Linked DNA regions of Homo sapiens: region 1 is linked to region 2. Evidence: chromatin loops called from intact Hi-C (ENCODE). Cell type or tissue: pancreas. All regions are shown on one strand. Each heading gives the region's core, and the rest is flanking DNA. Links, peaks and the distances in the headings are about the cores only. Region 1 overlaps ALK (ALK receptor tyrosine kinase). Region 2 overlaps ALK (ALK receptor tyrosine kinase).

Region 1 (15,223 bases), core at 5,896-8,395, 530 kb before region 2:
GCTCCTGCCCTCATGGAGCTTATCATCCAGCCAGGAAGATAGAATTTAAATGAATGATTACAAATGTTCTGATTGTAGCAAAAGGTGAAGTAATTGGAGCCACTTGACAGTCAGGACATATGACACAAGATAATCGAGGCAAGACACATGACATCACACAGTAAAGACTTAGGTCCAGACAGCCACTGGACCCAACTGTTCAGAGCTAGGAACAAATAGGAGAATTAAATAATTAACTTCCGGCCGGGTGCGGTGGCTCACGCCTGTAATCCCAGCACTTTGGGAGGCCGAGGCAGGTGGATCACCTGAGGTCAGGAGTTCGAGATCAGCCTGGCCAATATGGTGAAACCCTGCCTCTACTGAAAATACAAAAATTAGCTGGGTGTGGTGGCAGGCACCTGTAATCCCAGCTACTTGGGAGGCTGAGGCAGGAGAATTGCTTCAACCCGGGAGGCGGAGGTTGCAGTGAGCCGAGATTGCATCATTGCACTCCAGCCTGGGGGACAAGAGCAAGACTTCGTCTCAAAGAGAAAAAAAAAGAATTAACCTTCTTTCATCTTATAATGATACCTCCTATGTTTATAGCAGAAGACACTCAACTACAGCCACAACTCAAGCCAAGGCATGCACTCTCTGAGTTTCAACAATGTCTCATTCTAGAAATAGATGCAAAAGGCCTGGAATAAGATTGCAAACTGGCAGTCAGTGAATGGCTAGCAAATGTGTATTTTTTGGCCATTTTTTTTCATCCACTGAGTGTTCAGTAAGGGAGTATATCCAGGCAGATGTTCTTCCTCAGGATATAAGCAGTCCACTGGCTAGCCATAGGCAGAAGAATGAAACTGGATCCCACCTCTCGCCATATACAAAAATTAATTCAAGATGTATTAAAGACTGAAATGTAAGACATCAAACTATAAAAATCCTAGAAGAAAACCTAGGAATAACTCTTTTGGACATTGGCCTAGGCAAAGAATTTATGACTAAGACCATAAAAGCAAATGCAACAAAAACAAAAATTGACAATGGGGACCTAACTAAAGAGCTTCTGCACAACAAAAGAAACTATAAACAGAGTTTATAACAGCCTACAGAATGGGAGAAAATATTTGCAAACTATGCATCCAAGAAGGGATTAATATCCAGAACCTATAAGGAACTTAAACAAATCAAGAAAAAACCAAATAACTTCATTAAAAATAACACCTTTGCCCTTTGTCTGGGCAAAGGACATTAATAGACACTTCTCAAAAGAAGACATACAACCAGCCAATACACATATGAAAAACTGCTCAACAACGCTAACCACCAGAGAAATGCAAATCAAAACCAATGAGATACCATCTCACACCAGTCAGAATGGCTATTATTAAAAGGTAAAAAAAGAAAAGATCTTGGTGAAGATACATAGAAAAGAGAATGCTTACACACTGTTGGTTGGAATGTAAATTAGTTCAGTTGCTGTGGAAAACAGTATGGAGATTTCTCAAAGAACTAAAAACAGAACTACCATTCAACTCAGAAATCTCACCACTGGGTGTCCACCCAAAGGAAAATAAATCATTTTACCATAAAGACACCTGCAGTCACATGTTTACCGCAGCACGATTCACAATAGCAAAGTCATAGAATCAACCTACGTGTCCCTCAATGGTGCATCGGATAAAGAAAATGTGGTACATATATACCATGGAATACTACAGAGCCATAAAAAAGAAAGAAGTCATGTCCTTTGCAGCAACGTGGATGCAGCTGGAGGCCATTATCTTAAGTGAGTTAATGTAGAAACAGAAAATCAAATACCGTATGTGCTCACTTATGAGTGGGGGCTAAACAATGAGTCCACATGGACTTAAAGAAGAAAACAATAGATACTGGGGACTCTAAAAGGTGGGAGAGTAGGGGGAAAAGGACGAAAAACTACCTACTGGGTAGTAAACTCACTATTTGGGTGATGGGTGCAATAGATGCCCAAACCCCAGCATTATGCTATTGCATAACGTAACAAACCTGCATGTTTATCCCCTGAATCTAGGAAAAAAAAGATACAAGCAGTCCAGAGCCTATGTCTGTCCCTTGGCCTACTTCTCACCTGTAGTTATAATCGTAGTTTCTTCCACATTGTGCCTCTAAGAGCCAGTCAGTGGTTTCCTGCTTAGAGTGTGGTCCTCAGACTGGTAGCATCAGTGTTACCTGGGACCTTGTTAGAAATGCAGAATCTGGCTGGGCGCGGTGGCTTGTGCCTGTAATCCCAGCACTTTGGGAGGCTGAGGTGGGCAGATCACAAGGTCAGGAGTTCTAGACCAGCCTGGTCAATATGGTGAAACCCTGTCTCTACTAAAAGTACAAAAATTAGCCAGGTGTGGTGGCAGGTGCCTGTAGTCCCAGCTACTCAGGAGGCTGAGGCAGGAAATCACTTGAACCTGGGAGGCGGAGGTTGTAGTGAGCTGAGATGGTGCCACTGCACTCCAGCCTGGGCAATAGAGCAAGACTGTGTCTAAAAAAAAAAAAAAAAAAGAAAAGAAAAAAGAAATGCAGAATCTCTGGCCTGATGCCAAATCCCTGTCCCTGTGCTCCTGTGACTCATCCCATGACCTTTCCAGAATGCACTGGAACCACCTGCCCTTTGCATCAACATTCATTCTTCAGTGGCTTGTCAAACCATCCTCTTTTCTTGTCTGCTGACTATGGCATAATTTGGAGTCTGTGCTTCAAGGCCAATGTGTATTAACTGTGTGACCTTAAGCCAACCACTTACCTCCTCTGAACCTGTATTTTGTTATAGACAAACTTGTGATAATAACCACCACCCCTTCCCTGCCTGCCTCAAAAGGGGATTATGAAGTATGAGATGAAGAATGTGGAAGTAGAGCTCCTGTGATATTGTGAATGACATGGTGAAACCAGTGGTTTTCAACCTGGGGTGCAAATTAGAATCAGCTTTCCAGACGACTAATGTCTGGGCACCACTCCAGAGACTCTGATTTAAGTAGATGTGGGTAGGTCCTGGGCATCGGCAGATTTTAAAATTTCTCCACGTGTTTCTAAAGTGCAGCCTGGGTAGAGACCTCTGGGGAGCTGGGTTACTTAGTGCAGGAAGTGCCTGACCCTCTCAGTGAGGGGTCCATTTTCATCTTGGACTTTGAGTAAGAGGCAATTCTTAATAACTTACAAATGGCTTAAAATGTGCCCACCATCACCAAGGTGTAGAGGGGGCGATTTTCCTGCAGCGGGGAGTCTGCTGCCGTCAGCTAAGGGCCTTCTTGGGGCTGTTACATCGCCTCTAGAAAAAGACTGAGAATAACCGAGAGAGAGAAAAAGAGAGAGAGACCCCGTGAGCAGTAATGACCCGAGGATGTATACGGGGCTAGAACTACCCTCTTGGACCTGCAGATAAGGTTTTTACCAATTTCTTAATTAGAAGACCTGGAGGCCTGGTATCAGTTCTTACTGAGTATTCCTTGTTGATCACATGTGTCTAACATTAGACAGCACTCACTGTATGTGGTTCCTAGAGCAGACTGCAGGCTCAAGTCCCTCTCAAAGACCTTCATTTCCCTTACACAGTCCTTGGTTAGAGGTCCCTTGATATCATTTTATGTAAATACCCATGCCAAGTATACCCAGCTTGATCTTGGCAGTCAAGGTTCTGGTCCAAAAACACCCTTAGAATTCCATCTTAAGACCTATTTCTATCTGGGTGGCCTACAGCAGAGGTCCTCAACCTTTCTGACACCAGAGACCAGTTTCGTGGAAGACAACTTTTCCACAGACCAGGGGCTGGGGGTTGGGGGGTAGTTTCAGGATGATTCAAGCACATTACATATATCGTGCACTTTATTTCTATTATTATTACATTGTAATAAATAATGGAATAATTATACAACTCACCATAATGTCAGATCAGTGCAATAGGGCTCGCACTTCTATGAGAATCTAGTGCCACTGCTGATCTGACAGGAGGCAGAGCTCTGGCAGTAACGCGAGGGATGGCGAGTGGGTGTAAATACAGATGAAGTTTTGCTCACTTGCCTGCCACTCACCTCCTGCTGTGTGGCCTGGTTCCTAATAGGCCACAGAGCAGTACTGGTCGGTGGCCTGGGGGTTGGGGACCCCTGGCCTACTGGATATGAAGTCATTTGTTAATTGACTCTTTACTGAATGCCAGGAAGCTGAACTAGGCGCTTGCACGTAGGCTTATCTCACTGTATACTGACAACATCCCTTTGTGTAGATATTATTCCACCCATTTTTCAGATGCAGAATTGAAGGCTTAGAGACGTTAAGTCAGTCACCCCTGGGCACTAAGCCCACAGGCTGCAGACCTGGAGTCCACACTATGCTCTGTGTTCTTTCTACCATACATGGAGTGCAATGCCCATGTAATATATTATGGTACTCCTTAAAGCTTTGGGGGCATATTGCAAAGATTTTCCAGATCTTTGTTGCTCAGTGTGTGGTCTTTGGATCAGCAATGTGGGCGCTACCTGGGAGCTTATTAGAAATTCAGGGTCTCAGGGCCTGCCCCAGCTCTTCTGAATCAGAATTTATATTTTAACAAGATCTTATCCTAGAAATACTTTCGTGCTGGAGAAATTAGGGAGCTAGTGAATTTTAATGCATTTACAACCATTGTCCTTACCAGACAATTAACAGTCGTGTGTGTGTGTGTGTGTTTGTGTGTGTATTCACACAAATATGCGAAATCTGACACAAATTCTAAATTATATTTATGGGAAATAACGCTTGCTGATGCCAGTAACAATAAAATTTTTGATCCTTCTAGACACATCCTAGTAGATATAGGTTATAAATGGCAGTGTTTGACTAATAAACTCTTTTATATGCAGACAGCAAATGAGACAAGTGAGTAGAGACAACACCAGGAGTACGCCACCAGCAATTATATCTTCTGGTTCCAGCCAGCGCTTTCACAAGGGCCATTTTTTCCTGCCTCTCGGAAGGGACTGATAGACTTTCCAATTATGTGGTACCAGTGTTTGTCATTTTATTAATTAAAGTCCTGTATGTAAAGCCGGAACGGCATTGTGGCTAGGCCTAATGCTATTATTTCTCTCATGGCCCATTCCTCCTCCAGAGGTAATTATTGCAATTTTATGTCTTGAATATGCCCCATGTTTGCTATGCATACCTCGTGGCAGCTTCAGGACAATCCCTTCAACCCACAGAAAATACTGTGTGTTCAAAAGCCTGCAGTGATCAAAAGAGACTCAGTGACATCAAATAATATCTATTCTGCATGCAACACCCCTAAATGTAGGAAATGTTCTGACGGGGCAGGTGCTATCTTTCTTCAAATTTCTGAAGACCTGCATGAATTCCAATAGTAGAGACAAAACCAAGGCTAGATGCTGTAGTGTGTATTTCACTTCAAGAGAAGGAAACACATTTTTAACAGAGATGCTCAAAGATGAGCTTGCATGGTGGGGGTACTCCCTGGGTATTCCCCATCCAGTCTCTGTTGAATGACTGGGATTGGAATTGTCATCAGGAACATCTCTGTATGGGGGTTAAGGCTCTCCCTCAATATAGGGTGCCAGAGGGTTGTAATTCTCAGTGTGAACCGGTAATTTTGACTTCCCTGGTTTCAGTGTGGTATCTTCTTAACTTCAGCTGAGAATACTGACTCACTGCAAAATCCAGTGTTTTTGTTCACCATCTTCTAGTTCACCTGGAAAAATGAAACACCAACTCTCTAGCTATAAATAGCCTAATGACAAATCAACCCAGCACAGCAAGAAGCTGGCCAGATGCAGATTTTTGATAACAAGGAAATAAAACACGTTTCTGGCAAATGCTTGCAATTATGGAGGCTTAAGAAATGCTGGATTCCTGGTCTTGCAGGATACTTAAAAGATCAGGATCCTTCCTGAAAATACCACTTAATGTTTCTTTTCTGAGGGATTATGTAGAAGCCAGGGAACACCAGTGGACATTCATATGCCCTCTTTCTAAAAACATGAAGGCCACATACAAAAATAATCACCTTGAGATCTCTGGCTGGTGAGGTTATAAAGTTACAAGTTTTTTTTTTTTCTTCTGTGGTCTTTTCTTTCTTTTCCAATTTTTTTTTTTACAATGAATATCTGACTTTTGATAACTAGAACAAAAACAATGAAATTAATTTAGAGTGTGCAGCTGTTAAAAGCATGTTTATGAAGACTAATATTGATATGGGAAAATGTAATGTTAAATAAGAAATAAGACACAGGATGTTTATATTTATATAAACCCTTTCTCTATAGCAAAGCTCAAATCTAAATCTATCTGTCTGGAAGGAAATGTACCAATATCTTTGGGGGGTAAGATTTTGGGCAATTTCAATTTTCTTCTTCATACTTTCCTGCATTTTTCCTAATGTTCTACAATGAACATAAAGTTCTTTTATAATCAGAGAAAGCAATAAATGCTATATTAAAAAGGTGGTGAGAGAGGATTCTGATGTTGGAAAACAGTAAAAGCTAGTACTATGTTTTTACCCACTTCAGGGAGAATCAAGTTATTGTGCCTGTACTCTAGGCTTTGTGAGGGAGATCAAGGGAAGGTGGGAGCTTCTGTGGAATGCGGTGGGACCGTGCTGTGAACGGAACGCAAGCTTTCGTATCAGAAAGAATGGTCTATTTTTTACGTATCACGTAATATCTCAGAGCTTCAGCATCTTCTTCCGTCAAGTGGGGTCAACAGTACCCTGCTTAGATATTTATTATGGGGCTTTAATAAGATTATATGAGACCAGTGCCCAGCTTAGCGAAGACATTTGATAAATGTTAGTTCCTTTCTCCTGCATGGAAAAGAGCAGGCAGGGGACACTTTGTTAGAGATAAACAGTTCACAAAAAACAGACTACGACAGGGTGAAAATGCTGTGTTAAAGTTTCTGTCTGGTTTTTTTTTTTGTTGCTGTTTTTTAATCTTCTGGGTTCCCTAGAGAATTATCTTTCCAGGCTTATGGGAAGAAAAAGATGGTATTTTCTTCAGTCACACTGTCATGGTGTGATCCTGGGCAAACGGCCTCCTCTGTGTCTCAGTTTCTCTGTGTATGATGGAGATGACACTGAGGAGTAGCTTTGTAATCTGACTGCTGGGGAACAGGATGATTCTAGGCAATGAAACTCCCACAGCCTTCACGGACACCACTGGAAAAAGTAGATGTGGGGCACAGGAGCATCTGCAGGGGGCCCAGAGCCCTCTGGGGAGTATTTTTCCCTGATAGCTGGAGGGAGTGTGTGCTCTCAATGGGGTGTTCCCCCATATATGGGTGACATGAATGTGTTGCAATGACCACTAGTGGGAGCCAGAGAGGTCTGTGATTAACATACAGCTTTTGAATGGGAACCAAGTCTGTGCCAAGTGCCAAGGAAGATCCTATTCACACCCAGGGGCTGAGACAGTGATTCTTCCTAGACCTCAGCTTCATCATGCAATGGGAGAGGTATTAGTTGTGAATGGCTCAAAGGTATTACATTAATTATGTCTGACTGCAGTTACAATTGCTGTTGATTACTGCAGGCATTAGCAAGTGCTCTGGCAGAGTCGACCACTTAACAGGCAGTGGTGATAGAATGCTGGGCTCCAGTGGCTTCCTAGCTCTAGGTGCTGGGGTAAGAATGACTTTGGCTCAGAAAGCTCAGGAAGGTGTCATTTGTTGGGTCCTCGAGACTCATTGAGGAGTCTTCTTGTTCACTCTCATCCTGGAAGAGGGTTATGCTTGCAACCGTGGGGGGTGGGGGTGGGGCTGCACAATTAATTAGTTAATTATCAACGAAGTGGGTTTATTGGGCATGTCCTGCTGGTGCTAATGTGGACACTGTGTGAAATAACGCTCCCGACCTGCCCACGTGTTGCTGATTGACTGAGAGGAGAAATCAGAACACAAGCAGTGGCTGAATTTATGCAGCAGCAACTTCCTCATGCCTGAGTAACGTAAGATGAGGGATCATAATAATAATAATTGCTGCCATTCATCAAGCTTTGCAGAGAAGACAAAGGCTTTTCACATTTTCCTCTGATCCTGGTAACAACCTCATGCAGCAACTAAAACAGGTTTTTTGTTGTTGTTGTTTTCTCAAATTAAAGGAAGTCACTTGCTTGAGGTCATATGGCTCCTCAGTGGGGCAGAGCTGGGATCTAAACTCAGGCCATCTAAATCAAATCGAGTATTTATAGATTTGGTTGGGGAGTTGGGCAGACCTGGTTTGAATCATGACTCTGCCTCTAGCAGGGTGACTTTGGGCAGTCACTTAAACTCTTTAAGCTCCAGTTTCTGTATCAATAAATGGGGGTAATAATTTTTTATAACGAGATAATGTAGGTGAAATGCTTAGCATAGTGCCAGCCTTATACTAGGGAATCAATATTTGAAAACTACATCCTTAGTTGGCTTTATCGATACTAAGGGTCCCTTCCTCCAGCACTGGACTAAGTGAAGGCTTCTTTCTACTAGGGTGCAAAGAGCTAGGGTGTTCGAAGGCCCTCATTAAGAATAATGGCTTGCTTTTCAGCATAATACAGCCAAGTGATTTGTAAGTGACCTGAAGACCAGAAGTTTTCACACTGAATGTAAGTGTTCTTAACTTTTCTGTAGAATAAACACCCCAAAGAGATCCCAGATTCCTGTGGGCTATCTCCCCGCATGGCTGGCCACACGGCAGGTTTGAAATCAATACTTGCTGGTTCACCACCTAACTGTGGACCCTCAGTGTCCCTCCCTCGCTCATCCCTCTTGCTCGGGGTCCGTGTGTGCATCCAGCCAGTCAAGTGCCTTGTTGCCATGGCTCAGGGGCTCATCAGAACAGGGAAGATTTTATCCACTCACAGGGTAGCCGTGGGAGGTGGAGAGACTCTGTAAGCTTTGACACACAGGGGATTCTCATTACAGTGATGTTATTACAGGTGTCTGGACGGTTGTCATTAGAGACTGGAAGTGGGGCCCAAATCTCTTACTCATGTAGAGAGCCTTTGGAAAAAGCCATTTGGAAAATGCCTCGAGAACCACTGCAGCTTCCTCCTTTGTATTAGAGGCCCTTGCCCTCTAACACAAAGTTGCGGATGCCTAGACCCCAGCTAAAGGCTTTCTGAGGTTACTGTCTCCATCACCAGCAGTGTTAGCAGCTGCCAGGGCTCAGCCCTCCTGAGGTTTCAGCACCAGGGTGAGGGTGACTCATGGGGTAGATGAGGGGCAACCATAGTTGAAGCTGACTTCAGGGCCAACCAAGGCAGAGCAGGTGCTCTTCAAAATGCACCATCTATGAGCCTAATTGTGACCTAGGGGATGGAGTGAGATCCTAAAGGTGGGGAGGCCTTGGGGCTTCCGAAAACGGCAGTGAGGGTGGGAGCTCTTCCTCTGGGTTTCTTAGAGTAGGGGCACATATGCTGCTCAGCTCTTCCTAGGGGTACCCAAAGCCACAGGGCAAACAGGGTGTAGCTTCCTGGAGTGTTAGCCACTCAATAGTAAATAATGAGGCATGTTTTTGTGTCCAAACAAATAGGTATGTTAAGGAATAAAATACAGAATTGACATTTAAGTTAAAAAAAGGGGTTTGTAAAAGAAAAGTCAGGCTTATGACGTTCTGCTCTGGGCCGTGTCACCAGACTTCCTCCCTGCCTTGAGTGACCTCGTTGACGGCAGCTGTCCCACTCCCAGGAGCTCCCCTGGGGAAAGTGGAGATGCTCTTGCATCTGGAGGACACTGTGGGCCTTGCTGGCCAGCTGTGTGTGGTCTAGGTTCCTCTCCTGAGCCTTCTCTCATTTATAAAAAGGTGACAATATCATCTTCTCTGGGGGATGGGGGCGATGTGGGGGAAGGCCCCTCTGTAAACATGTTGGGACTATATCAAGGTATGGGGTTATTGTTCTGTGTAGGTGTCTGCTGATGGGGCAGTGGAGCAAAGGGACTTTTGGCAGATTGGAGGAGGGAGCTCCCATGCCCATGCTGGCTGGGGAGAGGAGCTGGTGGAGATGGTGGACAGGGGTGGCAGGGCCCCCTTGGCTGCTGTTAAAGCATAAACTTCCTCTGACTCCAGCCACTGAGCTGGGCAACACCCCTCTCCACTGGCAATAGTTGGGAGAGGGGTGTTGCCATATTGCCAGGCTACCCAGGGCAGGGCAGAGGCCAAACCCTCCAGATTCAGGCTCCTTGGAGAAGGCAGGCTCCAGCCTTGGTCTCAGAATCATCACTAAAGTCAGATAAGAAGATAATAATAGTAATGGCTACAACAGAGTAGCAGAAACCACAGGTTCCATTTTTAAGCACCTAATTGTGTCTAGATTCAGGCTGGGCATGTTTCATATCTCCTCTCACTCATTTCTCCTGACAGCCCTGGAGAGGATACTGAAGCCGAGAACAGTGGGTCGCTATACTCAAGGTCTCCAGGCTAGAAAGTGGGGGGGCTTCCTCCAAGGGCTAAGGGACTTCAAGCCCTGTCCTTCCCACTGTACCACGTTGCCTTGGTGATGCTCCTTTTGCACTGGCCCCACATGGCCAGCTGGATTCTTCTGGTCACAGGAGATGGCGTGGCTGTTGGGCTGTGGGGCAGGAGGGAGGCAGCTCTACCTGGAGCCACCACCCTGCTCCGACTTGCTCTAGGTATCAGCATTACACTGTGGGAGCCAGAGGAGCCCTGTGCTTTCTGATAGGCCCAACATTATGTCCTCCTGGGCAGAGAGTGGACAACTTAGAGGGATCATATGCTAGCTTGGGGTCCTGACCGTGGTCTCCAATGCAGGAAGAGGCGTGTGCAGAGAACAGCATGTGTGAAAACAATCCCCAGCCAGACTAGCTGGATCTGCTCTTAATTTAGGCAAGCACTGACTCCTAGAGCTGGACTTGCTTTCTCCCAATTCAGGCACATTCTGTCACTGCAGAGATGTCACAGCATCAGATGAGATGGGGGTTGGACATCCACAGGAACTCTGCCTGATGAGTATCTTGGTCCCCAAATACCTGACCAAAGGGACTTGGGCTTAGTGAGGGAGATAGAGATAACATTACCCTGGAATCCCTCTAGCTTGGTACTGGTCCCCAACTATTTACAAGAAGGGTTTTACAAACACCACAAAGTGTAGCATTGCTTGGCCATGCATGGGCAGAGAGGCTGGTCCCAGGTGGGCTCTGATAGGGGCTTGCTTGTTCTTCTACCAGTCAGCCCAGAGAGGGGAAGTGTGCAATATTCTTCTCCCTAGATGGTCATCCGTTCTATGCAGAAGGTAAACTGGCTCCAGGAAATAACAACTTTATTTGCAATCAAGCCCATGAGGCCTCCTGGAATGGCTTCTCCTTCCTGATTTGCTAAAGTAAGTTGGATCACATGGGGCCGAGAATGAGGCCCACCCAATGAACAAACTCCATTTGAGTCCTGTAGGTGAGTGGCAGTGTCCCCTTGGTGGCTCAGGAGTTAGACCCAGTGACTACTCCCAGCCTGTGGAGAGACGAAGGGGAGAACTCTTTGTTTACACAATGGGGTGGGATTCTCTATCTGCCTGCAGAAATGAGGTGGTGGGGCTCTGAGTTAGGTGACAGTAATGCCAGTTCTGATGCTTTTGAAGCTCTCATCAACTCTCCCCAAGTTGAGAAGGTTCCATCTGTCTCCAGCAGGGCAGTGTGACAGGAAGAGCATGAAACTCAGAATCATAAGATCTAGGTTTGGTCTTGTGTTTATTAGCTGTGGGTCTTGAGGTGAATTTCATGATCTGGATGGGGAGCCCGTGATGCATAGGATCTGCTCTGGAAAACGAGTTGAATTCAATAGTTATGCTCATCTTCTTTGGCTCCTGTCGAGAGTTTGGTGGGGGCTGATAAAGGAAGGTCCCCTTCTGCTTTTGTTTTTCCTCGGTCTCATGCCATCTGATACTAAGTTTTCTTACTCTTATCCTCCTTTTCTTGACTTTCCACAGAAGATTTTGTCACTGAGTTTAATAAACTTTAAAAACACAGCAGTCAGAAAAGTTCCTCTCTTTTTCCCATCTTCAGAGTCCTATTTGCCTGCTGCCGAGGTCGGGGGCAAGCTTCAATAAGCCCAATCAACACAGCCTGCCTCTCGGCTTCCCTGCTTCTGCGTCACACTGAGAGGCTGGAGGGAAGGATAAGCCTGTTTCCAGGGATGATCACCAGCACCCTGAAAAGTCTTACAAAATCAATCAGAGAGCAATTTACAGAAAAATTCCCTGCCTTCGGGTGCCTTCCTTTGAGAAGGGCTTCAGGGATGGATGGCCAAGGTCAACTCCAGGGGCCATGGCGTCTTCTCACATCCCTCTGGGCTACATTTGCTGGTTTTAATGACACAAAGGATGGGTCCCCTTTTCTCCAGGCCCATGTAGACGTGGAAGGGGCCCGCTGGTCACCTTCTGCCTAGATCACAGCAGCTCCCCACAGCTAATCCAACCTGATTCCTTTTATTGCTAGAGGTGACGTCAGGGGTGGAAAGGTTCGGCTGTGTCCCAAGATCCCAGAGGGTGTGTGCACGCATGTGTGTATGTGTGTGTGTGTTTGCGTGTACATATGTATGTGTGAGAAGAGGGGAGACGCAACTGCAGCTCTGGCCAGGTAGGAAAACCAGCATTGAGGAACTGACCACCACAAATTGGGGGGATCCCATCTCATTTTTGGATCAAATTGCACTTCTGTAGCTCACACAAGAAAAACTGCTTCCATGCCTTGGAGGGGAAAGAAAATGAGGAAAGTCCACTTTTTCTCCTTGCAGGCCCAGAAGGCCTGAGAACGTGGTTTAAATTATTCTAGTCACAGGCAGGCTATTCAAATAAAATAGAATTTCAAACCACACGGGGCTTGTTGAGACATTCAGGCTGCTGGGGTGTGTGAAAGGCAGGGGGCTGGGGTGGTGTCAGCCGCCACTCTGCCGTGCTCTTTATTACCAGCGGCTGCAATGCCAGACACATCCGCGGGTGTCTCAAAGCCGAGGCGGATTCGAGCAGGTCTGACAGCAAGTGAGCACATGAAAGCCACTGCAAGCCTTCCCTCCCCGGTGGCAACTTTAATTATTTGAACTGGAGCTCAGAAAAATAAAAATAAAAATAACATCAGAATATATTGTAAGTGGCTCCCCAGTTTCCTGCAGAGAAGAGCTTGTGGCGGAGAGGAGGAACACAAAAAGAAAACCAAAACCACAGCGTTCTTTCTTGTTTGTGGCTGGGCGAGGCAGAGGTCTTTAAATATTCATGCCCCGTGTGTAACTGTGCAGAGAGATAGGAGGCAGCCGTGGTAGTCAGCAAGAGCAGGCTGCAGGAGCCTGGAGGGAGGAGGTGGGAGTGGGGCAGGCTTCTGGAATGCCCTGGAAGTTAGATTGGCACAAAGGCACACTGTGGCTATGCCTCCATCATGGGGGGCTCCTGACCTGGTTTCATATGCTCTCCCACCCGCTTCTCTTCTCCCCCGCCTCCATCATTTCTCATCCCTTTTCTGACTCATCTTTCTAAAAGACAAGTGACATCACGCTATTTGGGGCCACAGACAGGAGGAAAACTCTCTGCATGGGCTCAGAATGAATTTCAGTCACAATTGGCAAGCACACCTACGGCCAATAGCTCTGAAGTTTCAGTGCACCTCCAAATCACCAAGGATAGGGTTTAAAAATGCAGAGCCCTGGGCCCCACTCTTCGCGATGTCATTCAGTAGGTCCAGGGTGGGGCATTTGTTACATTTTCCAGGTGAATGTGACTGGTGAAACACAGAACTACTGGTTAACTCACTTTCTAGACTTTGCAGGAAATTCTTGAAGATGACACCAGTTCTTCTCTGGGAATCCACTGATGATTGTGGTGTCTTGAGATAGTGTACGATGACTTTAACTTCCCGGAGACCAGGACTGAGCTGGGTTTGAAGAAGGTCCTTCGTGGTAGGCATCAGCCTCAGGGCTCAGCTGGACCAGTCGCCAGTCCCTGTAGGCCTGATGCTCATCAGAGTCCTGTCCCCAAAACTCTGCCTAGTGTCCATCTTTCTGCACTCGGGCCCCATAGGCAACAGAGGCCCCTGTAGGGTTGGTGGGGTTTGAAAGCCCTGAGTGAACCTCACATAGTCCCCCAGAGAAATGCAATATCCATTTTTTTCTGCCACTGGGGTTTAGCCCGCCCGGGAGGAGGAAATCAACTTCCTGCATTCTGCATTTAGGATTCACATAAAATAAATGGTAGGGCTTACAAATCTAGAAATGCATATTTCTATTTTGGTTATTTATTTTCCTGATAAAAACATTTCTCCCAACATTGGGAATTCAAAGACCCATCAGCATTAGACAAATGGTCTGAAAACCTGAATGTGAAATCATATGAATATATATAAATATAAATAATGTGAGTGTGGAATGGACTTATTCCCTTCCTTTCATTATGCCTGCTGAGCCAAGTTCTGGAAAAGGGCAGGGAATAGCAGAAACAGCCCAGAGCAAATTAGACTGCAGGAAAAATAAAACAGGCCAGTAAAACGAAACACCTGTTTAAGCTATTGATCAACTCAAAGGTTATTAGAGAAATGATGAAGTATTAGAATAATATCATTTGTACCTTGACATTTCTTTTTCTGAAATTTGGCTCATATTAAACCCAGCGAAGAGTAAATTTAAAGACCAAATGCTCTTAAGGATCCTCCCGTCCTCTCCGGTGGGCCAACCATCTGTCTTCATTTATATGTTCTCTCAAAAAGCCTTCCTTTCTAGGTACCTGCTCTCAGACACCTGAGAAATATCAGCAATGACTGTGTAATTCCACCATCTGCATGAGATAGCATGGTTTCTCAAACACAATTTAATTTAATGAATCTATTTATTTGTGCTCAGAATTCTTCCAAAAAGGATTTAAGGTGGTTCACAGAGATACATAAAATCTAGTAGGATAGCATAGCCTAGAAGAGGGTGAGAAGGAAGTGGCGAATGTCGAGTTATAAAATCAAACCAGGAGTAAGCTGCTACAAATTGCATATCACAAAGTCCCATTTGCTTGCCAAGTGGAGCCTTGGTTTTAATTTAACCACTCCTCGGATTAAAAAATCATTTCTACATCTTTTCCATTCTTATTTGTTTTCTGTCTGTGAGTTTTTATTTTATGAGAAACTCGAGGGGCTTGATTCTGCCTGCATCCCTTAGCAGGGGCAATCCTGTTGTCTGTCCCTCTGCTGGCCACAGAACCACCACCCTGGGATTTCTATTAGCCACAGAAGGAGAAGTGAATCTGGTCAGTTTCACAATGTCTACAAC
Region 2 (15,223 bases), core at 5,408-7,907:
GGTGAGTGGGTAAATCAAGTGGTGACAAAGAAACAAGCAATTTTGACCCATGTCTTTTTGTGCAGCAAAAGGCTGAGTATCCTGCTAGCAGCTAGCAAATAATAAGTAGCAAGAGTTGAAGGCAAATTTTGATGCTCTTTTTTTCATTCTAAGCTGATTTAGAGGCTGAGAAAGTAGCAGAGAATGTAAACGTTTTGGGGTAAAATTCAGTGGCCATATTATAGGGATATATTGACAGTTAAGACCTAATAACATAAGGGGGGAAAGGTATTTCCATCTGAGAGTACTGAAACCACCAGCATTTCTACCCTCAAATAACATTGCTGTGCATTTCTTCCATGCCATTCTTACAAGAGACAAGAAACGATGTGTCTTCCCATTGTACAGAACTGAAAATGAAGTTATGGAGTGTTTTCTTTCTCCCCTGGGATCACAGTAGTATACCATGCTGGTGCTTCATCCAGATGTTCGTGTATCTCCTTCTACAGATTCCCCATTCACCACTCTCCCTTCCCCAACCCAGACTGTATGTGGATATAAGAAAGTCCATGATATGGTTTGCCTGTGTCCCCACTCAAATCTCATCTTGAATGGTAGCTCGCATAATTCCCATGAGTTATGGGAGGGACCTGATGGGACACAATTGAATCATGTGGGTGGTATCCCCCATATTGTTCTCATGGTAGTCAATAAGTCTCACAAGATCTGATGGTTTTATAGGGGGAAACCCCCTTTGCCTGGCTCTCGTTCTTACTTGTCTGCCTCCATGTAAGACAAGCCTCACCTTCCGCCATGATTGTGAGGCCTCCCCAGCCATGCGGAACTGTGAGTCCATTAAACCTCTTTTTCTTTACAAATCACCCAGTCTTGGGTATGTCTTTATCGGCAGTGTGAAAATGGACTAATATAGTCCAACTCACTTGCCTTGAGTTGAGACATCACCGAGGCACAACTTCCATTCCATAGCTCCCCTGTAGATCATGCTGCAGCATGACAAATGAGGGGGTTTTGCCTGAGATCATTCCATAACTCAGCTTCTTCCCTTCCCCATCCTGCTTCCTGCACTTCCTTAGCAATGTTCCCAGGGAGCACTTCTTTTAATAAGTCCCTTGTATACTAATTCTCACTTCAGGGTCTGCTTCTGGGGAACCAACCTAGACAATCAAAATAGCAAATTTTATCAAAGTTATCTGTATCACTCAGGTTAGGCTAAATTACATTATGAAAATATACAAACCTCAAAAATTGCAGTGGTTGGACATAATAGAGAACTACCTCTTGCTCATACTACCCGGCCATTGAAAGTAGAGAGGGGCTCTCTGCTAACATTAGTCACTTAGAGACCCAGGCTGACCGAGTCACCATTTTGAACACTGCTAGTCACCATGAAAAAAATAGAGATTGGAATGCTCGTGTCAGCAATAAGTGTTCACTCAGAACTGACATATACCACTTCTGCTCACAACTCCCTAGCCAGAGCTAATTTTGTGGCCCCATCCAACTAGAAGAGAGTTTGTCCTGCTAAGTATAAGTAAGTGTAATATCACCTTAAGCCAGAATAAGGAAGAACTTCACTAATGGCTACTGCAGCAAATCAGAGCTTAGACCCCTAATCTGTTACCTCCTTGTGAAACATGCTTTGGTTTTCATGAATATCAATTTAGCTCCAAAATCTATTTACTTTCTACTAGAGATTACATGGTTGGTTGGAGAAACCAGGAGCTGAAAAATGTCACTGTTATTCCAGCTTAATATGGAGCTCTTAGGTAATCCATGGTCAATGCTACAGTTCCTCCATATGCAAAATGAACTGACAGCATTACTTTATGTGTTCTTTCACTTTGGTCAAGATAAAATAACTGGTACAGAGCTATGTGTCCTAGTGCAAACATTTTTGAAACTAAAAAATATTCATATTAAATAACTGCTTTCAAACACTGGACAGCAGGCAGTAAAGGACTGTAATCCCTGATCCCACTGTGAACACAGACATCCCCCTCAACTTTTGATAGAGAGGTATTATGAACTAGAAGTTGTCCTCTGTTGTTTTAAACCACTGATATTTTGAGAGTTGTATGTTTCACAGTATAACTTAGCCTATCCGGAATTATACAGATAATTTTCTGTAGGGAAACAGATAAGGTAAGGCATGGAATTGACCTCATTTTCTATCTGGAGGCACTTGTTGGAGAGTGACATCACAAAAGAAGGCCAAAACATGGTCTTGCTGAGGCCAGGGAAGAGATATTGGGATTTGGAGCTACTGAGGTGCCTGGAATTTGTAGGATATGGCACCAGAAAGAAGGGAGCAGTGCAAACAATGAGATCTACATATGTGCATAGGTATTCCCTTGAGTCTTTGGCTGAATACTGTGCTGCACATGTGCAGTATAAGACTTCACAGAGCCAGGAAAATATCTACTAGAGAAAGAAAAATTACCAAAGATAATTGCTCCCATAACTGCAAGATACTGTACCCCAATCTACTGGAGATGGCACAAGACTGTGGAGAATCCTCGATAAATTCATAGAAGCCCCAGAAAGTCCATGCTTAGGAGTAGACCTAAACTAGCCCTAGGTTAAAGACTACTTTAGATCATCTCTTTAAAAGCTTAAAAGCAAGCTTCAAAAGGACTAAACTGATTCACAAGTAAATTGCCTGCCAGAACAAAATTCAACTATTTATTAAGGAAGACAATACAACCAAGGCAGTCAATAATGTAACACCAATAATGTCTAGCATACAATCAAAAATTACCAGATAGGCAAAGAAGAAAGAAAATGTGACTCATTTCCAGAAGAAAAGCCAGTCAATAGAAACAAATCAGAACTGATAGAGAAGAATTGATTAGCATTCATTTAAATGACTTTAAAATAGGTATTGTAAGTTGTTCATATATTTAAGGGAAAATATGAATTTAATAAAGAAACAAAGAAACAATTACAATGGAGAAATGGTAAGCAAAAAAATTTTAAAAAGAATCCATCTGCAATTCTAGAACAGAGAAATACAATATCTAAAATGAAAAGTTCACTGGATGGGCTTAACAACAGAGGACACTGCAGAAGAAAAGATTAGTGAACTTGAAGAGCAGTCATAGGAACTATCAAAACTAAAGAGTAGAAAAATGTTAAAAAGGAAAAAAAGGAGCAGAGCCACAGTGATCTATGGAAAAATATTAAGCAGTGTAGCATACATGTAATTGGCCTAAATAAAAGTGAGACAAAAAGTTGGGTCAGAAAAATTATTTTTGAAAATAGTGTTGATTATTTTCCCCAAATTTGATGAAAAATACAAATCTACAGATCTAAGAAGCTCAATGAAACCCACACATGATAAATACAATGATGGCTCTACCAGGGCACATCATAATCAAATTGTTAAAAACTAATGATAGAAAGATAAAAGATTTGTATAAAAATGTTTATAGCAACTCTATTCATAATAGCTACAAACTGGAAATAATCCAGATGTCCATCAACAGGAGAATGCACAAACTAATGGAATAACCATACAATAGAATACTATAAATAAAAAGGAACAAACCACTGATCGAGTCAACAATGTGTATGTATCTTTCAGATATTATGATAAGTGGAAGAAGCCAGACATGCAAAAGTACATCTGTGCCATTTCACATATATGAAGTTCTAGAACAGACAAAAGGAACCTGTGGGTGAAAAATGAATAACAGTGTTTGCCTCTGTAGAGGAGATTACTGGCAAGGGGCATGAGGAACCTTTCTGTGATGATAGAAATATTATATATCTCAATAGGGAAGAGGGTTATGCAGGTGCATGCAGTTGTCAAAACTCATCCTACTGGACACAAAAGATAAGTGTTTTCATGGTATATAAATTATTTAAATTATTTTTGAATAAAAATGTTTAAAAGTTATTTAAAAGGCACAACCCAACAGCTTATGTATAATATACTTTAATGTTTTAAGTAGATACTGGCATCACTTTTACCACCCAAAATGACTTCCCTATATGCTTTCTGATGCCTAAAGTTACACTGATAATTATTTATATATTCTGAAGTTCTAGGCCTGGTAGTCTGCAAAGGGCTCTTAAATTGGTCCCATTGAAAACCATTTCCACCTTAGTGCAAATTAGTTTATCTGTTTCTTTTCTAAGAATGTGTTTTTGAGGAGATGGCTGGGTCAAATTCCATGGGGGTCACAGGAGATAGATTTTCTTGCGTGTTCTAATCTCCCTTCAATAAACAAATATTATTTATATAATAAGAAAGATGAGTAAGTTTTTTTAAGTACCTAGAGATGCCGGATGACTGGCAGAGGGGAGGACCCAGTGAGAGAGAAAACTGGTAGAAGAATGAGTGGCTGAGAATTCCAGGAAACAAATCTCATCATCTTCAAGATTTCACATAACTGCCTTCCAATTCAGACCAGCAAAGCATTAGGATAATTGCGGCAATTTTCTACACAGGGAGACATGGCAAGGTATCTTTATGGAAATTTCAGAGTCAGGATGAATACATTAAGTGATCACAACACAAGCTTTTTGTTCATGACAAAATGGTTGTCTCGCCATTCCCAGCCCTTGGCACATTCTCTCTTGCTTCCCTCCTTTGTTTGTGTCCCTTCTTCTGCGTTCTCTGGAATGACCTTTTCTTTATCTCTGCCAATAGAAAATTCTCTTATCCTTAAATGGTCCAGGGTCATTCCCCACAAAGCCTTTGCTGAGTGCTCCCTTCTCTGGATTTCTGTGGCTCTTGGTGTCTCTTCTGTGAGATATATTATGACTTGGTGTTGTGTCGCTCTGTAATAATGATAATGATATAATAATAATTGTGAGTTTACTACACACTACTCATAGTGCTGAGCACTTTACACACATCAGCTCATTTAATCCTTACAGTCATGCTCCAAGGTAGGCAGCATTAACACAATTCATAGAGGAGGAAACTCAGGTTTAGAGAAGCCAAATTATTTGCTCAAGACAAAGCTAGTCTACTTAGCAAATCTGAGATTACAGTGCAAAGCTGTCTAAATCTATAGCTTTTATTCTTAACTGCTACGTTATACCGCCTCCTTGACATATATGTCTCATATATCCTAAAACAAACAAAAACAAACCCAGAAATCTATCTCTTTCTTTTAAGTCACTTACTATGTGACAGGCAGAGTATTCAGTGTGCCTTGAGGGAAGGGGCAATATCTTGTACATCTTTGTATTGCCTCCTGCATTTAACGTGGTATCTGGCAAATAGGTACATGTCCTACAAATGCTTGGAGAGATAAAGAGATAGATAATCCCACTGCAAGACTCTAGTTCTTTCCACAGTTCCAAAATGTGGATTCCTAGAACTTCAAGCAACTGAAATGAAAGAATAAATGGATAAAGACAAAGCTCAGTTCCCACTTCAGTCTAGTAACAGTTAGTAATTCAAACATATTCTCAATATTGTCTATAAATCATCTGGTTTTGCTTAGTTTCTTGAATTCCTTTCTGTTCTAAAATCTATGAATCTAATTCCTTTCCCTTTGCATCTCAGAAATCTTTCTATGTCTCTTTTCAAATGTGTTTTCTGTTGAAAGATTACAAAGAAAAACTATGGCTGCAGTATGGCTATATGAGATCTTGAATTCGGGAAAGAAAGAATTTCAGACTTTCACACATACTGTGTCACTAAAATTTGAAACATTAAGTTATTGCATCTATTAATAACTGAACATTTACATGGCACATTGTAGTATGCAAAATACTTCTATTGCATTATCTTATCTGACCTTCACACTTTGGAGTAGACAAGGCAATTTGGATTATCCCAATTTTACAGATTTAAGAAAACTGAGACTTGGTGAAGTGATTTGCTATTAAATAAAGTCAAGATTTCAATCTAAGTCTTTTAGATACGGCTACTGTTATCTTTTCACCCTCACTATACTGTCTTAACTCAATGGCCATCAAACACTGCAGTCACCGCTCCAAGTATTACTCTAAGAATCATTTTGTTAGCCTTGTGTTAGGGGATAGGATTAACTCTTCTCCCTTTGAATAAATCATATTCGGCCAGATTTTTCTGAATGTGGTTTCTATCAGTTATAGTAACAGAAGATTTTACCTTAAAAGGTCTTAAAAAGCCAAACTCCCACTACCCTAACATTACCCCCATCATTTAAAAAAAAGACAAAATAATGCCTAGAGATATTAAGCAATTTTTTCCAAGATAACATAGTGAACAGAATCAAGTCTTGAACATATCCAACATGCAAGTGTTTTATAAAGCTCTATCATCAGCTAATTCTAGAAGAGATACTTCCGGTCAAGACACTGGCTTGTGTTCAGAAAGAAACTTAAAGCTAATCTAATCCAAGTTTCCTTAATGCAGCAACTGCTTCTATTGCATTCATGGCAGGTGCTCTTCCATTTGCACCTTTATCATATGAATACAGTCTTATCAGTTTGTATGTTAGAGAAGGATAATAACCAGTACTGCCATTACAGTTGAACATCTTGATGTCTTCCACCAAATTTTGCTCAGTGTTCTTGGGAGCCCTCTATTGGCCTTCTGGGTAATAGCAGGCAGCCTCTGCTGGGGGCTGCGCTCCGTGAGTCCTGGGGAGTTACAATGAACAAGAGCCTTAGTGCTGTCTGAAACACAAAGGGGAGTGAAGAAATCTGTTTGCCAAATTGAAACGGGCAGAATTGACAATGAAATAAACTTCCATTTCTTCATCTTCCAAAAATACCCATCGAAACTAGTTTATCCAAAAACAAAACTCTCTGTTCTGAATCAAGGCCTTATCTGACCCTTCTTCATGGAAAACTTAGCCAATAACTGTTCCTTGACCCTTATGCCTTTGACCTACCTCATCCTCCACTCTTACCCCAGCCATGGTACACAGTGTAATGACGTATAGGCTATGCAGGTCCCTCCTGAAAACTAACGTTCCCTTCTCCTTTCCTTCCTCCATCCTCCTCTTCACTCCTCTTTTCTACCTTCTTCCTCTCCTTCCTTCTCTCCCTCCCTCTTTTTCTCCATCCTCCCCCCTCCTTCCTTCCCTCCTTCTCTTTTTTCAAACCAATTTTCATCAGAAGCTAGAAAGTTGACTTTGAAGGAGAGCCTGCCTTAAGAAGCCTGTAGTGTGATAGGTTAAATATGGCAGATACATCTATGACCATCCTAAAAAAGAAAAAATATATATTATATCTATGAAAGACCCGAGGAGAGGTTCTGGCTAGATTCTCATGGTTGCAACGAACAGATATTTGTTTGAGTGACTTCAAGTAACAAGGGATTTATTGGAAGGAATACAAGAAAAGCCCCACCGTCACACTTCAGAAAAAGCAAGAACTGGACGAAGAATCTGAATCTGGGGGTGTTCTTGGGCTGTACTGACCATCATTCTCAGGCTTTACCAGGGCACACAGCTATATCCCACATGTCTGTTCTTCTTCCCACTTGACAATGAACTTTCTCACCAACTACCCCACACAGTTACCACTTCACTCTCCAAGGATAAACACTCAAGTTCCCAGGTTAGTTATGGTTAAGGGGCAGTGAAGACTCTGGACAGTTCTCAATTTAGTGACAGCTGATTACCTCCAGGACCCATAGCATGGACCACAGGCTGGGACTGGACCACATGGAGATGGAGGATAGTAAGAAAGGACTGAGCAGGCAGGGCTCATTTCTATCAGAGCAGCTTTGTCATGTGCCTGCATTGGACTGTGTAGACCTAACAACAGTAGTGTGTACTGAGCTCCTGGGGCTGCGCAAACATCCATTCCAGCACCTGGTTCCACCAACATTCCTCTCTTGCAGGTGGGGAAATGAGTTGCAGGTGGGAAACTATAGGCTTCCCATCTTCCTCGGATGTTTCTGTGGCAGGATACTGAAAGGAAGTGGAGGTTGGAGCAAATGCTCTAGCATAAAGGACAGAGGAAATGAGAACAGGGAATGCCCACAGCTTCTCATCCTTGTGAGGTGAGGTTCTCCCCACTGTATGAAGTCCCCAGAACGCAGCTGGACCAAATGGCAGGGGCAGAGTGAGCAGGTAAGGGTGATTGGGTAAGAAAAATATTGGGGCTTGAGACTTCAGTAATACCAATATTAGGTTGTGTTCATGGAGAGGAGGGGAATATCAATGGGGATGAGGGGAAAAGACCCACCAGCTAGAAGGGGTCTCGGTGCCCCACTACCATGCAGAGTCAATTTCAACTATGAATCAGAATTATTGGTAGTGAAATTTTGCCCTACTTTACACCTACTCCCACATACGGGGCACACATATACACATAAAATTTCCTCCAAGAGTTGTGTGTGTGGTGTGTGTGTATGGTGTGCGTGTGTGTCACATTCTCTACTTAGGTTGCGAGGGTACCTGTGCAACTGCTGGAAGAAAAGAAGGAAGGAGGAAGAAAAGAAGAAAGGGAGGCAGGAATGATGGCAGGAATTATGAAAGGACAGAAATGTAAATGTGATCATATGGATGGCTGCTGATGGATATGGTTATCATATACTCCTGCAGCCTGAGGGTGGGCAGAGTGATGTCCAAGTTCTGCCTGACGCTGAATTCATTGAAGGGGATTTCTATTGTAGAACCCTGGCCAACAGCTTTGCAAAGACCAAAGTGGTCATTGATTTACTTAAAGGACAAAACCTCCCATAATTTGTCAGTAAAATGGATGCAAGCAAAAAATTGTCACTTTTCAAAACCAGAAGTTAACAGAACAAAATCTCTGGGACCATGGAATGGGTTGCTTTGATATATAGGGAGCATTCATAATCAATGATCATACTCTCACCCTACGCGAAGTTACTACTGAGCACTTACTGTATGCTGAGCACATTATTAGGCACCAAAGATCCAGCACCTGCCCTCATGAAACTTGCTGTCTAGTGGGGGAAGCCAGGCCTTAATTAATTAATCTCAAAAACAGAGGTAAATTTCAACTGTGACATACGCTTTTGAAAGAAACGTCTACAGTGCTATGAGAATACAGGATGGATAATCTGACATATAGGACTTGGTAAAGGGCATAGAATGGATGATCTGTTGTATAAGTTCTGGAAAAGGAGGTGAAGGAAATTTCCTTGAGGAAGTCACCCCGGAACTGCTATCTGAAGGATAAGAAGGAGTTGTCTGGACAACAAAGGAAAAAAGACATTTTAGGGAAAGAAAACAACGCATGCATATGCCTTGTGGAAAGCAGGGGTGGGTAAGAGCAAGAACTCTCAGAGGTGCTGTTGCGTGGCTAGACCAGCAGCAGATGGGGGCAGAGAGAATGAGCAGTGCCCCCCGGGGCCAGTGGGGAGCAGGTGCAGATCATGTACCTCGTGTGCCATTTTAGGGAATATTTTACCTTATCCTAAGAGCAAGGTGAGACAATGAACAACAGGATTTAAATAGGTATTCAAGGAACAGTTATTAACCATATCACACATAAGGGGTACCAAGGACATAAAAAGGCCTGTAAACCTCTGATATAGTAGGTGAAATGTTACTTGAATCTCCATTTGTGCTTTTTCTCTGGGGTTAGGTCCATAGCTGTTATTAGATTCCCAAAGGAGTTCACAATCTTCTGAAGGTTAGAACCATTGTCCTGGTTCTTAGGGGAGGAGACTGGAGACTGGATGATTTCTTACTACGTCACTTCCATTTCTACGATTCATGAGCCGAAAACCAACCCAGATCCATCCAAGTGACTGACAAACTAAGGTTTACTGTCATCAGCAGGGAAATTAGAGCCAAAAGTTTAAAAGTATGTGTTTGATGTTGCTAGCAGCAGAGATGAGCTGAGAATGCAATCACCTTCACCCTGATAACCCCCCTGCACACACACACACACACACACACACACACAGAGGCACACACACACAGTACACACACTGCTCATCCTACAGAAAGGCTCCTCACAGGCTGTGGACCTCAACTCTTTGAGAAGCTTATCACTGGGGGTTCCGGGGCTGTCGTCTAAGGCCCAAGAGCATTTTCATAACCAACCCAGTCTCAGCCCAGTCCCAGGGGGTTATGGATGTGAGTTTACTCATTTCCTGTCTCCAGGCACTCCCTTGTCCTGCTAGCAAAATGAAAATAAAGCAAGTGGATCAGGGCTAACATAGGCACAGTTGACACTCAATGATTTGAGTCACTGGAGGGGATCATCACCATGAATTATCACGGGCACAAGTGCTGAATCACAGATGCTACTGATCCCTCAGGCTCACACAAACCCTGGCTTCTTCTTCAACAGTGATTCCCAAAGGGTGTTCCCTGGCACTTTAATTCTGGGGGATGTTAATAGGGACTCTGTAAATAAATAAGGTTTCACGGTTAAGTAAGCTTGGGACATGTTGGATTACAAAAGGTGAGACAGGTGTCTTTGCTGCAAGGCTTCCTCAACCTTTAACGACATTTTTTTTTTTGAGACAGAGTTTTGCTCGTGTCACCCATGCTGGAGTGCAATGGCACTATCTCAGCTCACTGCAACCTCCACCCCCCAGGTTCAAGCGATTCTCCTGCCTCAGCCTCCCAAGTAGCTGGGAGTACGGGCATGTGCCATCATGACCGGCCAATTTTGTATTTTTAGTAGAGACAGGATTTCACCATGTTGGCCAGGCTGGTTTCAAACTCCTGACCTCAGGTGATCCACCTGCCTCAGCCTCCAAAAGTACTAGGATGACAGGTGTGAGCCACTGTGCCCGGACACATTTTTTAACCTTGGAGAATAAAATCTAGTTTACCATTTCCCCAAACTTTTGGAAGACTCCCAGAAACCTTTGGTTGAGGAGCACCTCTTGGGTGCTGGTGCTCCAAGACAGATTCTGGGAACTGTGACTCTCCACAGCACTCTTAAAAAGTGTCTGTGCTCCAGTTCATGCCAGGGTTCTCTGTAGCACAATGCACAACTTTATTTCCCATCCAAGGTTCATACTAAATCCTGCCTCATGAAGGAAGCCTTTTCCAGTGGTCTGGTCTATATCATATAGTGCTATAGTGTGGCCCATACATCTGGCCCATGGTTATAAAAAAGAAATCTGGTTTTGGGCTTGGGAGTGTGATGTTCTGTGATCAGCAGGCTCTCATAATCTGGCCCTGCCAATCTCTCTGATCTCACCTGGAATTGGCCTCTCCCAGGCCAGTTACCCTGAACTCCTGTCTGTTTCTTGAACACACCACGCTGGTTCTAGGATCTGGTTCTAGGATCTGGCCCTTGGCACTTGCCCCCCCACCTGACCGCATAGCCAGTTCACGCTGACTGGCTCCTTTATTAACCACTGGAACTCAACAGCACCCCTCCCCAAATTTCCTACTGTCCTAGAACCCCGTTTTATTTTCTTCACAATACTCATCACTATATAAAATTGCCTTGTCCATTTATTTACACACTTATTGTCTGTCTTCCTTTCAAGAATATTAGCTCCATGAGAACAAGACCTTGTCTAGGATGATCCTTGTCTAGAGCCTGGCACGCAGCAGGCATGTAAACATTTCTTGAGTGAATGAATGCTCTCAATGAGTTCTTGCTTATAACTTTTATAAAGCAGAGGAGTCTACTTGGTGGTAGAGACTCTGGTCAGTGCTGTACCAAAGTCCACCTCCTCCCCCGGGCATTGAAAGATTTTTCAAACTGCAAGAAAGCAATACCATCCTCCTCCAGAGATTGTCAAAAGTCTGGCAACTTCCTTACTGGATAACTGCTAAGTAGCACTACTATTATCATATTAGCCACACTTGTTGAGTGTTTACCATGTGCCAGGATCTATGTGAAGCCTTTTACATACATCTTTTGATGCTCACCAGAGATTCTATGAGATAGGTTCTATTATTATTCCCATTTTACAGCAGAGAAAACACAGCTCAGAACAGTCAGGTTATTTGGCCCGCACCTATAAGCAGATCTGTCTGACTCCAGAACTAGAATCTTGCTGAGCTATAGAATTTGTAAACACACGTAAAAAGGAGCTTGTAAAGTAAAAAATGGCCCTGCCACAGTTGCCATCACCCCTGCAGGGAAACGTGAAAGGAGGTCCAGGTGGCCTCCACCAGCAAAAACACAGAGAGGAATCTCACTGTGGGTTGGATGTGGTTTAGGGATTGCCAAGAGAAGCCGTGTTCCCAGGGGCTCCTCCCTTCCCTCCACGATACCTCGGTATTCTCATCTATGAATAGGCAGCCCCTTCTTCTAGAGGTGACCATAATGAGCTGCTCACCACACAGTTGGCAAAAGTACTATCAGGAAAGTCGGGGAATAGGGTGGTGGTAGGGACGTGTTGACCCAGGACCTCTGGACCTGGGCTCCTATCTGCACTGGAGATGAAACTGCCTGAGGCCCAAGGAGTTGAACAAATGCCCCAGGAGCTATGAGATGCCTAGAAACCAACAGGGGATTTTAATAAAAGCAACTTGCTGATCAGGTACATACTTAATGTTATAATTACCCCGTGATGACAGCGTTGTGAAGTACAGACAAGCAGGAAGTACTGACCAAGCAATTTTAAAAGGTTGGTCTAATGCTCTTCATTTTTCACTAAAGCCTAAATTGAGTTTGTGCTTTCAGGGAATAATGAAAAAGACAGAAAGGTGAACATGACAATCTAGTTCCAAGAGCCCTAGATTGAAAAAAGAACGGGAAAATAGGTGGATTTTCCTCTGAAGCCAAAGAATGGCATTCATTCATTCATTCATTCGTTTATAAACTTTATAGAATGGTGTTCCATGACAGGCACTGTGCTCAATGATGAAAACATTGGCAGGGGAAGGGGTAAAAAAAGAGAGAAAGGAGAAGAGAAATGAGAGAGCGTAGGAAGAGGACAAGAAGGAGAGGGAAGATGAAGCAAAGGAGGAAGGAGAGGAGGATGAGGGTGGGGGAGGTGTAAGAAGGAGAAGCAGAGATGGGAAAGAGTCTCAGCTTTGATACGCTCATTGTCTAGTGGCGAGACAAACTTCTGGCTCCAAAAAATAGGCCCAGCTAGGGAGCCAGCTGGACTTAAATCCCCCCATAAGTGGCAGGGATTTCCAAGTATCCAAAAAGTGCTCTCTTGGCTGCTGGTGAGGCTCGGTACGCAGCTGCCAGGGTCCCTGGGGGATCAGGGGCAGCGGGTGTGAATAGGTCTTAGTGCCTCTGGGAGGAGGAAGTGGGGAGGCTTTTCTTCCCAACCACCTAAGCAGTACAGTGGGACTTCAATTCTGATGTCAGTGCGAAAGGCAAAAATTGATATTTTGAATTGCATAGATTCAAAACTATCCTTGAAAATCCCTTAAATTCCCCCAGAACATGCAGCCTGCATGTTTCATGCTGACCACCTTGTTCAGGAAGGCTTTTTTTTTTTTTTTAAACTAGCAAGTTTGAGAACCACTGAGCTAGACTTAAAGGAAGGAAGGAAATGAACATGTGTATGCAGATATGTGCTTTCTAACCATACCACCTTCAAGGTAATTACCAAACTGCTGGATAAGTAGAGAATTCTAAAGTGTTTCTGCTAGCCTGCAGGGCTTTTCGCATAGTGTTTTAATACCTAGCCTGTAAAACCTTAATAAATGTTAATGAATTTGTGTATTGTTGAGGGTTACCCAGGATGGAAAGAGGGGTAGGCTCTCTGGTTTGTGGAAAGGGAGAGGCTTCCAGCAGGTCTCAGCTCTGAGCTTCCTGTGGCTAAATTCTGGAATGGGTGCCAGGAGGGTGAGGTGGGGGCTATGTCGCTCTGAAGGCTAGGTGAAGGTCTTGAGCACATATCCTGCGGGCTGTTGGCAGAAGCTGACTTAGGAGACCGGCTGGGGAGGAAAGTTGAGCTCACATAGAATGCACAAGTCAGGACTGCAGAGATGCGGCCACGAGGGACCCCAACAGCAGCAAAGCTGCAGATTCTAGAGTGCGAAATATTGATTCAGGCAGCTCTACGTGGACTGATTGGCCACAATGTACTCCTAGGGTTTGTGTTCCCAGGACAGCCCAGAGACACCTCTCCCCTCCCCATAGTCTCACCTGCCCTTGGCAGTGTCCCTGACCTTCTGACTTACACATCTCCATGCACACCAGGAGCGTCCTCGAGCTGCCCCCCATCTCACAGGACCCGCCTGCTCTTCCCACCTCTCTAAGCATCACCTTCCTGAGGGCCCCACTCGGGCCCCTCCTCCTCAGAAAAGCTGGGCTTCCCCACCAGCTGCTCTGGGGACCGCTCACTGTCTGCTGTCCCTTCTGTTTAGCTATGCTCACTTGGCAGTATTCAAGTGTCACAGTGGCAGTTAGAGCACAAATTCAAGCCCACCCCTGGCTTTGAATGTCCCCTGACTAACTGTATAAACCTGGGACACCACTCAGGCAGCTGTGCCTCAACTTCCCCACCTGTGCATGTGGTAAGAAGAGGGACTACCCACAGAGCTGTGGCAGAATTACAGGAGGCAGGAGGCGGAACATGCTGAGATGGTGCCTGATGTTGGCCTAAGTGCTCGGCCAAATGTGTTTCAGAAGATCCTCAAGGGGAGGATGTCACACCCCACTGTATTCTCAGGGCCTACGTGGCACCTCATAGATTAACAGGAAACACAGACACTTTATTATATCAGAAACTCATTCATTCAAGAAACATTTACCAAGTGTCCACACCAAGCCATCTTTAAAAATGAACAAGATACATTTCCTGCCCTTCACAGGCTCTGGAGGGCAATCTACCTTGGCCAGTTTTGCTGGTACCTGGCTGTCAGCACCTGGTTGCAGTGGTGTCCCTTAGCTTAGGCCCTCTGAGGAAGAAGAGGAGTGGGGAGGAAGCAGGGGAAGAAGGGGAGAGGAGAGGGGAGGAGGGAGGAGAGAGGTGGCTCTCTGGTAGTGCCCTCCCCCCTCATCCCTCCAATCTCGTGGTGCCAATTTTTCATTTAGTATTCTTTTTTTATTTGTTTCCATTGTCAAACACACATACAACAGAGTACAACAGTTTTAGAGGAGAGGAAATTAGTGACAATAAGGGGAATCTGAGCAAACTGAAAAGGAAGACCCAGGTCAAAGTTTAAAATGCAACAAAATGATAGCCCCAAACTGCAAACTACCAAAATGCCCATTGACAGTAGAACAAGACAAATCAATGGCAGTGTATACACGTCACCTGATGGAATATCACACAGCAATGAGGATGAATCAATCTACAACTACAGGCAACACTGTGGACATAGCTCACAAACATCACGCTGGGAAGCTAGAAACCAAAGAGCCCATAGAAGACAAAAAGCAGCAAGTTAGAAGTCGGGACTGGTTC

The links. Peaks named below come from ENCODE experiments on the same cell type or tissue, not always from the same donor. Only the 100,000 strongest peaks of a DNase experiment are listed, where the experiment ranks them.
Region 1: a loop joins it to region 2, with 3 times the contacts of the local background. A loop is called at or near these places in 62 of 110 quality-filtered maps.

Annotation. Positions count from the first base shown.
Region 1 is chr2:29,301,995-29,317,217 of GRCh38, forward strand. All of the region lies in intron 8 of ALK (ALK receptor tyrosine kinase), which reads right to left. Among named protein-coding and RNA genes, the nearest start is that of CLIP4, 190 kb to the left of the region's middle. In pancreas, for the core only: a CTCF peak has its summit at 7,297 (motif pointing right); no DNase peak of the experiment used is centred there; H3K27ac peaks cover 1,213 bases.
Region 2 is chr2:29,835,053-29,850,275 of GRCh38, forward strand. The region is part of intron 1 of ALK (ALK receptor tyrosine kinase); the gene reads right to left. Among named protein-coding and RNA genes, the nearest start is that of ALK, 79 kb to the right of the region's middle. In pancreas, for the core only: a CTCF peak has its summit at 6,532 (motif pointing left); no DNase peak of the experiment used is centred there.